3 separate regions of the Homo sapiens genome follow, and all the other regions are linked to region 1. The links are chromatin contacts, found by Hi-C or POLR2A ChIA-PET in ENCODE. All regions are on one chromosome and are shown on one strand. The core of a region is the stretch at or near the end of the contact, and the rest is flanking DNA. Distances in the headings are between cores, read along the strand shown.

Region 1 (3,291 bases), core at 40-2,539:
GAGCTGTTGAAATGACCTGAGTGTCATCTCTATCTCTGGGGACAGATACCATCTCACGACTTCTATCTGCCTAAGAGAAGTTAAGCAAGAAGGTGCAGAGCTTTATTAAGCAGAGAAACATTAGACCTTTCAGCTGCTTGTGCCATCTAATTACCTGTGACTCCTGGCATCACATGCAAGCTTTATTACTGCATGTGTGAAAACTGCAAGTCCTGCTTTCGTATCTGCCCTTTGAAACTCCTCCAAACATCTACCTCTACTCAATTTTCAGTACAGCTAGAATCTTACCCTCTATGAGCAAAGAAGCTAATTTCTCAATTATGCTTGAAATTTAGTAATTCTAGGAACAATTTTTTTTAGAGCTTAGATCCTTATGGGCGTAAAACACTCTGATTGTGTTTAAGGATTCTACCTTTTATCAGTGTCTCCAGTGGGTTTGAACAGAATTACTTCCTTTGGCAGTTTTCTGGAACTCTCTATAAATTCATTTTACTAATGTTCTGTTGAACAAACCTGTTCTATCCTCCAACATTGAGTTGGTTTTTTTTTTTTTTTTTAGAGACAGGATCTTGCTCTGTTGTCCAGGCTGGAGTGCAGTGGCATGATTGTAGCTCACTGCAGTCTGAAACTCCTGGGCTCAAGCAATCCTCATGCTTTAGCCTTCTGAGTAACTAAGACTACAGGTGCGCACTACCATGCCACGCCCCGAATTGGTATTTTTAAAGAAAGTATTCTCATCATGAAAATTTCTGCTTTGCTATAGGAAGCACTAGATAAAGTTGTTTGGTTAACACCAAGTGAAACTAGTGTTATGTATAGTAATGCATCTCAACATATTTACTCTATTTGATAATGAAACTGATTTACTTCTGCTTTTAGAGAGAGGGAGAGATGAATGGATGGTTCCTTGAGTGTTCTTCATGTATTTATTTATTTATTCAACTCACATACATTAAATACCTACTTTATGTTTCCTAGGCATTTGGGGGTCGCAATAAAGAGTAGTAAAGGTTCCTGACCTCAAGAAGGTTATACTCTAAAGGGAAAGAGTGGTGGGCAGTCACAGCCACAAACCAATGAATTTCAGGTAGTGAACACTGTCATACAGAGAGAAACTGAGAAATTTGAGTGGGGGATTGTGAATTGCTGCTGCCTTGGGTGGATTAGTCAAGGAAGATCTCATTTGAGGAGGCGATATTTGAACAAGATCTGAATGAAGTGAGGAAGGAAGCTGTGGGGCCGTGGAGGGAACAGTGTCCCAGGTGGAAGAAAACAGCCAAGACCCGGAAGTCACCATGGGCTTTAGAGACAGCAAGGAGACCCGGATGTCTGGAGCCGAATGAGGAAGGCAAAAGTGGAAGAGGCCACCAGGGGGCAGACTGTGCAGAACCTATGGGACTTCATAAGGACTTTGGATTTCACTGGAAGAGTAATGGATGAGGCTAGAAGGTTTGGGGCAGGAGAAAAGCATCATCTGACTTACCTGTGAGCAGGTTGACTGCACACCGGTGGATGGACCGTGGTGGGGGTGAGCTGGGAGCAGGCAGGCAGGACAGGGCTGTGGCAGTCGGTAGTGGCTGTGGCTGGGCTGATAGTGGTGGGCTGATAGTGGTGGAGGTTGTGAGAAATGGTTGGATTGTGGGTTAATTTTTGAAGTTTGAGCCTATCAGTGGGAGAACAGGACACTAAGAAGGACAGAGTAAGTGGCGTGTCCTTTAAATGAGATGATCTCAATATCCCCAGAAAGTGGCTCCTGTTTTTACTCTATCAACATCCATTTCCAAGACCCTGCCTCATTGCCTGTCAGAGTGTCGGGCCCTGGAACGCTCCAGCTGTGATAATGTCGTGGCCCTCAAGGACCACCCCCTCCCCAACCATGGAGGGACAAGCTAAATCCCTCCTTCATCACCACCGCCTGTTCCAGGCCACCATGGGTGCACACCCAGACTTCCTGTAGTAGTTTCTCCCATGGCCTCCCTGGCTGGTCTTTGCCTCACCTGCCCACTTTGCACACAAAAGCCACAACAATCTTTCTTTAAACCTTAAAACATTCTTTACATTGACTCTCCCTCTTTTCCTTCATTACATTTATTTTTAAAAGAAATTTTATTTCATAACTATACAGGGAAAATTAGCAGAACTGACGACAGATAGAAAGTAAACATGAAAACAAATACGATAGGTACAAAACAAGGTTGTCGAATTCCAGCTCATTTATTTGACAGCCTCTTACCCTCACAACCATGCTTTGTTATGACCATTATCTCATTTTAATCCTAAGTAAACTGAGTCCCAGAGAGATCAATTGATGTGCCAAAGTTCATAAAGCAAGGCAGGGAATGTACCACCCTAGTTTCCAGAGTTAAATGCCAGGCTGAGCCTGTGTTTTTGTCTTTTCCTCATCCTCTATAGTGGAGTCAGCAAAGTACAGCTCATGGGCCAAGTCCAGCCCAACATCTGTTTTTGGAAATAAAGTTTTATTGGCACACAGCCACTCTTATTTGTTGACGTATTGTCTGTGGCAGCTTCTGTACTATAATGGCAGAATTGAGTAGGTGCTACAGAGACCATGTGACCCTCAAAGCCTGAAATATTTATTATCAGGCCCTTTATAGAAAAAGTTTGCCAACCCATGTTCTAGATAGAAAAAAAAATGAAGTACATCAAAGAGAATAAGTTATAGTTCATGGAACACACATAATGTCTATTCTTCCCATGACTGCAACAAAATGTCAGTTAAAGAGAAATAAATGTTTTTTCAATGAATGATTTAAAAAACAGGAGTTAAAAAAAAAAAACAGGAAAACACTTAAGTGACCAAAGTCAATAAGTTTTCTATTGTTCAAAATAGGAATTGCTCTTATGACTTTATTCTTTCAGTTGATTCTGACAGTAAATTTATTCATTCATTTTTTTCATTCATTTGACAAATATTTATTTAATGTCTATACCATACTAAGCCAGTACCTGTAATAGCAACAGCATGTTCCATGCTGAGCAAATCTGACATTTTTCTTGCCTGAACATTGCTCACCTCTGGTGATAGACACAGTTGTTAGTCAAATAATTATAAAATTTGACTAGTCAGGGAAGTTGGAGGAGGCTTTCCTGAGGACGTTGTGTTTGAGGTAGGAGCTGAATGATGAGCAGGTGAAGAGGAGAGGGAAGTCCATCATCCCAGAAGGGAGGGTCCACATATGAAAAGGCCCAGTGGTAGGAGGGCACATAGTAGGCCCTAGGAAATTCAAAGCAAGATGCCTGTATGTCTGAAGAACAGAATGCAGGAGGGGC
Region 2 (2,927 bases), core at 127-2,626, 590 kb after region 1:
GCGCCCACCACCACGCCCAGCTAATTTTTGTATTTTTAATAGAGATGGGGCTTCACCATGTTGGCCAGGCTGGTCTCGAACTCCTGATCTTGTGATCTGCCCGCCTTGGCCTCCCAAAGTGCTGGGATTACAGGCGTGAGCCAGTGCGCCTGGCCAGATCTTTGTATGTTTCTTTGTGGATATATTGATGTATCAGATGGTACAGGGAGTGCTGCCCCGACCCCGCTGGAGGTGCAATGTAATATCAGATATAGGCACCGCATTACATTTCTAAAATATAAAAAGTGTAGAATTCCAAAGTGTATTGGGCTATAAGGGTTTGGATAATAAATTTGGATGTATATTTTACGTCATTTTAAAGCTGAGGAATAGAGACACTAAATACCAGCGCCGGTGAGTGACAGTGCCTGGACTGGAATCCAGGGATCGGAGTTCTGAGTTGAGTCTCTAACCACTAGGCTCTCTTAAGAGAGGTAGACTGATGCTTATTAACTGCATGAACGAAGGAGTAAAGGAGGCTGACTGGGCCTTGTTCCAATTCCTGGGCTGTTTTGCCTGCTGCTAGGGAGATTCCTATCTTTCTCTGGCAGAACATCTTTCTAAGCCCCGTGCTGCAGCTGTAAGTGTGCGTGCGAAACATGCATGGACACACACCACACACACACAGACTCACACCTTGGAGAGGAGCTGCATGCTGTTATATTTCCTGGAGCTTTGTGGCTGCCTGTTGTTTCAGCGATCTCATCTTTATGAATGAGGCGACAGAACCCACTAGTAACCAGGCGAGGGAGTGAAAACAGATGCTTTTCCAGCCAGGCAGGGCTGTGCTGAGCAGTTTGTCACTGGTTAAACCTCTGTCTCCATCAAGACACACTCCCTGTAAAAAATGATTACCGTTCTCTCTCTCTGACTTTAGGAACTGCTCCGGTCCTGAAAACTCAAAGTCACAGCTAACAGGAAAAGGATAATTTGTCTGTTGGATACTTAGACCAGAATAAGGCAATGGGGTACAGTGATGCTATTTCTGAAAGTGTGAAGGCCTAATTTCCTCCAGCCAAGAGAGGAAGTGAGCCTGCTTTGCGTGCTTGAAAGCTTCCTTGAGAGGAGGTGAGGTTGCCTCTAGAAGGCAGTGGAAAATCAACGTGGTTTTAAGTGAGCAAAAGTCTTCAAAAAAGCCTCAGGAATAAGATAGGCTATAGGTTTGGCCAAGGACAGACCATCAAGCAATATTGTTGATTGAAACACAGTTGTAGAAAGGTGAATACTGTATGATTTCCTCTACGTTTAAAAAAAGGACATGTATCTGCACGTGTGTGTGTGTGTTTAGATGTGTAAAAATATTTAAAAAAGGACGAGAAGAATACTCTCTTACCATTAACACAGGAAGTAAATAAAAAATGGGGTGGGGGTGGGGAAAGCCATGTCAGAGGGAGAGAAGGGTGAGTTTCTATTTTCAGTCATATATACTACAGTGTTTTTCCTTTACTTCTGTAATCTAAAATAAAAATAAATAAAGTCAACTGGCAAAAGCAAACACCCAAGCAAACAACTACATAATAAACAGAAAGCCCTTTAATTTCTAAGAATCAGGAGGCTTCAGAACATGAAAGAACTTCCTGGTTCGAGGCATTCCTCGTGAAATCATGTTTGGAAGCCAATCTGGAATTCTACCCCGCCCGGAACGAGGTAGACTCCATAAAGCAGTATTGAAATTTCCCTGTTGAACAAAAAATAAATGTTTGATGCTTTCTCTCGACCTCTGTTTAAAGTTATTAACTCTTCTTTTATTTAACTTTTATTAAAGTTATTAACTCTTCTTTCAGCTTACTGCTGTGGTGGTGTGTGTGTGTGTGTGTGTGTGTATGTGTGTATGTGTATTTAAAGCATAGGAAACATCCAAATGACTAATGTTGTTTACATTCTATTCTTTAAAATACACATCATACTAGATGAAAGCATAAAACAATATCTTTAAATATTAAAGAAAAACAATCCTGTTTAAAAACCAGCCTCTTCCAGAGCCTAAGAGAGATACACTAGGCCCTTGAGGATGCTTGAGACTGTGCGCAAAAAAATTGGGGTCTTTGGTTACTCTATTGTAAAACAATCAGGTTGCATTCTGGCTTTTAGATTGTTTTAAGTGAAGTTTCACTACTTGCTTGTTACTTTTGTTTAACTTATTCCTTATAAATTGGGTTAAGTAGAAAATAGGAAGAGAAAGAGGAGCCCAAGGAAGGTGGTGATGGTAGGTAAAGCTGGGAACAGGCACCCCCCTTCTGCCTCATCTCCACTTGCAGGGACACCAGTAATTCAACAAATGGTGGCTGCCGGCAACACCTCCGGTTGAGAAGCTTTCCTGGTTATGAACCTGAAACAGGCTTTTCTTAGGAGAAGAGCATACTTAATTACTGGAATCTCAATCACATGCGCTGAAAGAATAAATGACCAGCATGGGCAGATTTTGATTAAGACTTGTCAAGGGGGAAATGATTTTCTTAAGTTTGGGATTTTTAACTTTATAAGATAGTCTTCTTGTTGGCAAAATTCGTCAGTGTCTCTGGGGCTTTCAGGCTACAGGATTGTGTTAGAAACAGTCTGTGTGCCATCACCTTTTAGAATATGTCCATATTAAATGAGGCTCAAACAAAAAACATTTTGTTTCTATATATCAAATAAAATAAAGAAAAGGTCCTTTGAAAGCTTGATCGAAACGTTAGGTTTTGTTACTGTCCTTTTCAAAGCACTATTATCATATTATTTCTTATTCGATTCTCTTAGCAACCCGGGAGGTTGTCAGAGTAAACAATCTTCGTGTTATAGATGCGGGAGAAAATGCATAAAAGGCTAACTCATGCATGTAAACAATTGGTCAGAGAGTTTAGGATTCCTAGTCTGTTTTACTCAACCTTTCAGTGAGGGCGAGTATA
Region 3 (3,013 bases), core at 15-2,514, 860 kb after region 1:
GAGATGGAAATTGAGTCTGGATAACACAGATATAAAAATGTTCCACTTAGCCATTTTTCTTCCTCTTTTGGGGAAGAGAGAGGCAATGTTAATTTCAGCTGCTTATACTAATTGAACCAAGCCGGGTTGGACCAATTATCCAGTGTGATACTCTCTACTGTAAATCACAACATCACTACCTGTTTTACTACCCTGTGGACATAACCTCAGGATACTTAAGGCTCATCTCACACGGGGGTAGCAGAAGTCTAGCCCAGGGCCTTAGCATGGTACATCATCATTAATCCATAGTTATTAACTGATGTGGAGATGTTACATTTGTAAGATTAAATAAAGCATTGTCTGTTGTTCACATAGGGGGAGGGGGGAAAGAAATCTATCTAAGAAAGCAACGCACACTTGCTTCCCATATAAAGCTAGTGTACATTTTCTCTTTTCTCCCTCAGCAACTCCTCTGCTTGAGGGGTAAGTGAATTTGTCAACTTGAGTTCCAATGGCAAGTAAAATGTGGGTAGAGAATTAAGCAATAAAATGTTCTTCTCTTGTTTCCCTTTTGGCAGCAGGCTTTGCTTTGGGGATAGTCCTAAGGACACATGAGTTGGCACACTCTTAAGTATAGTTCCCTTATGTGTGATTTTTTTTCTTTTCTTTTTTTTTTTTTTGAGGTGGAGTCTCGCTCTGTTGCCCAGGCTGGAGTGCAGTGGTGCGATCTCGGCTCACTGCAATCTCCATCTCCCAGGTTCAAGCGATTCTCATGCCTCAGCTTCCTGAGTAGCTGAGATTATAGGCGTGCACCACCATGCTTGGCTAATTTTTGTATTTTTAGTGGAGATGGAGTTTCACCATGTTGGCCAGGCTGGTCTTGAACTCCTGGTCTCAAGTGATCCTCCTGCCTCAGCCTCCCAAACTGCTGAAATTATAGGTGTGAGCCACCACGCCCGGCCAATATGTGTGATTTAAAATGGAAAAATACTGCTGCAGGCAGAGTGAGTGAAGAGTGATTCCCAGGGTAAGCCACACTGGGCAAAAGGGATTTGTGGAAGATTCTTCTGTTCCATGATTAGTTCCTAACAAGCACAACCTTCCAGACTGGTGACAGCATTTCACATTTACTAAAGGAAAAATACCCAATGTTACGGAAAACAAACAAACAAAAACAAAAAACAAACAAAAACCACACCAGAAAACCTGCCTTTAAATACAAAAAACTAATAATCCACAGCCTAGAACACATTCGTCATCTATTTAACAAACACTTCCCCAAAGCGAGAAAACAGTTTTGAATGCTGCCAGAATTAGGTTGCAGACTTTCTAAGAATTGTTTGGCCCGTGCAAAGAAAGAAAGAAAAAGTCACATGCTATTCACTGACTGTTTAAACACTTCTCTGTTTCTGTTCCTCACCCAGTTGTGATTTTCACTCTCCTGTCTACTTTCTATCTCAAAACTCTGTTTATTTCACTCAGAGCTCTTTCTAAACTCTGGAAGTGTTTGCTTGTTAATTCTCTTTCTTTTTTAAATTGTTGGTCTCTCCACTAGAAGGAAAGCTCCCATGAAGTACACTGTTCTACCTGCTGGGGAATCTAAAATCATTCCTGGCACAAAGGAAATACTCATATTTGTTGCATGAATAAATGAAAGTATCCACTTACTTTTTTTTTTTTTTTTTCGAGACAGAGTCTCGCTCTGTCATTCTCCTGCCTCAGCCTCCCGAGTGGCTGGGACTACAGGCGCCCGCCACCACGCCTGGCTAATTTTTTGTATTTTTAGTAGAGACGGGGTTTCATTGTGTTAGCCAGGATGGTCTCGATCTCCTGACCTCGTGATCCACTTGCCTCGGCCTCCCAAAGTGCTGGGATTACAGGCGTGAGCCACCGCGCCCAGCCTCCCACCCCTTTTATATATTGCTTAACACTGGCTGCCTGATTGACTCTCAGGCTGGAATGACAGATGGTCATCTAAGTAGCTTCAAATTCTGATAAGTGCTATGAAGGATGAAGGAAGTAAAGTGGTCCATGATGGGTGTATTTACTTGATTCTCAACTGTACCCAAGAAAAATACCAATGCAAGTGTTATGACGAAGGACAACCTACATGGCTGCGCTGCTGGGAATCATTTGGTGAACTGGAGAGTGGGTGCCCCATCTTAAGGGACAGTCACAACTCACATTCTGTCTGGAAATATAGGGCAAAACTACCCATTATGGGGAAGTCTGAAATATAGAATTGTATTGACATATTATTGCTTTAAAATATCATCAACTTTGTTAATTCAAAAATATAATTAATTAATTAAAATATTATTTAAAACACTATGTAGGCCAAGTAAGATGCATCTCTGGCTAGAGGCCTTCTACAGATGGCTAGTTTTCAACTTCTGGTTTATGTTTTTTATTTTATTTTACTTCTTCAAACCCACAGCCAACATCATACAACTTCTGGTCTAAATGCCTAGCTCAACGTTCTCTAGAAGAACCATTCCTTGGAAAATTGAGCTACCTTGTTAGAGGCCCAACAGCTACATGGATGATTAAGTTTGAGAAACACTTGGTTAAACAAAGTGAAACAGGCGTGCTTGCTGCAGGACTTCTCAGAGCCTTTAGTAGGTGGATGTCCATTGTGAATCTTCAGTAGAGACTATAAAGCAAATAGATTTTCTGAAACTATTCCATAGCAGAGCCCTATTTCTAGGCCCATCTTATTGGACTAACGTTCCACAGACCAACTTGGAAAGTACTATCACGCTGGTTAACATTAGGTGTCAACTTGATTGGATTGAAGGATGCCTAGATGGCTGGTAAAGTATTGTTTCTGGGTGTGTCTATGAGGGTGTTGCCAGAGGAGATTAACATTTGAGTCAGCGGACTGGGAGAAGAAGACCCACCCTCAATGTGGGTGGGCACCTTCCAATCGGCTGGCAGCATGGCTAGAACAAAGCAGGTGGAAGAAGGTGGGATAAGCTGGGTTGCTGAGTCTTCCAGCCTTCATCTTTGTCCTGTGCTGGATGCTTCCTGC

Evidence for each region. A loop is a pair of places that touch in the nucleus more often than their neighbours do. ChIA-PET counts read pairs that join two places held with the same protein, here RNA polymerase II (POLR2A). Pooled maps may share reads with other maps.
Region 2: a pooled map shows a loop between it and region 1 (3-fold over the local background). The contact joins two enhancer-like sites. A Hi-C loop is called at or near these places in 1 of 37 single-sample maps with no recorded cell type and 1 of 50 pooled maps. POLR2A ChIA-PET finds 5 or more read pairs at or near these places in 1 of 52 experiments (A673).
Region 3: a loop to region 1 is called in a map with no recorded cell type, with 10 times the contacts of the local background. The contact joins two enhancer-like sites. A Hi-C loop is called at or near these places in 3 of 37 single-sample maps with no recorded cell type and 2 of 50 pooled maps.

What each region holds. Positions count from the first base shown.
Region 1 is chr20:53,156,867-53,160,157 of GRCh38, forward strand. The region is part of intron 1 of TSHZ2 (teashirt zinc finger homeobox 2); the gene reads left to right. Among named protein-coding and RNA genes, the nearest start is that of TSHZ2, 190 kb to the left of the region's middle. RefSeq lists a silencer at 554-673. Within about 2 kb of position 1,290, at least 2 of the 41 ENCODE cell types and tissues checked have a DNase peak (open chromatin) inside an H3K27ac peak, as active enhancers do.
Region 2 is chr20:53,750,460-53,753,386 of GRCh38, forward strand. No RefSeq gene overlaps it. Among named protein-coding and RNA genes, the nearest start is that of ZNF217, 160 kb to the left of the region's middle. RefSeq lists an enhancer at 329-830. Within about 2 kb of position 1,377, at least 20 of the 41 ENCODE cell types and tissues checked have a DNase peak (open chromatin) inside an H3K27ac peak, as active enhancers do.
Region 3 is chr20:54,016,752-54,019,764 of GRCh38, forward strand. All of the region lies in intron 4 of BCAS1 (brain enriched myelin associated protein 1), which reads right to left. Among named protein-coding and RNA genes, the nearest start is that of MIR4756, 50 kb to the right of the region's middle. Within about 2 kb of position 1,265, at least 3 of the 41 ENCODE cell types and tissues checked have a DNase peak (open chromatin) inside an H3K27ac peak, as active enhancers do.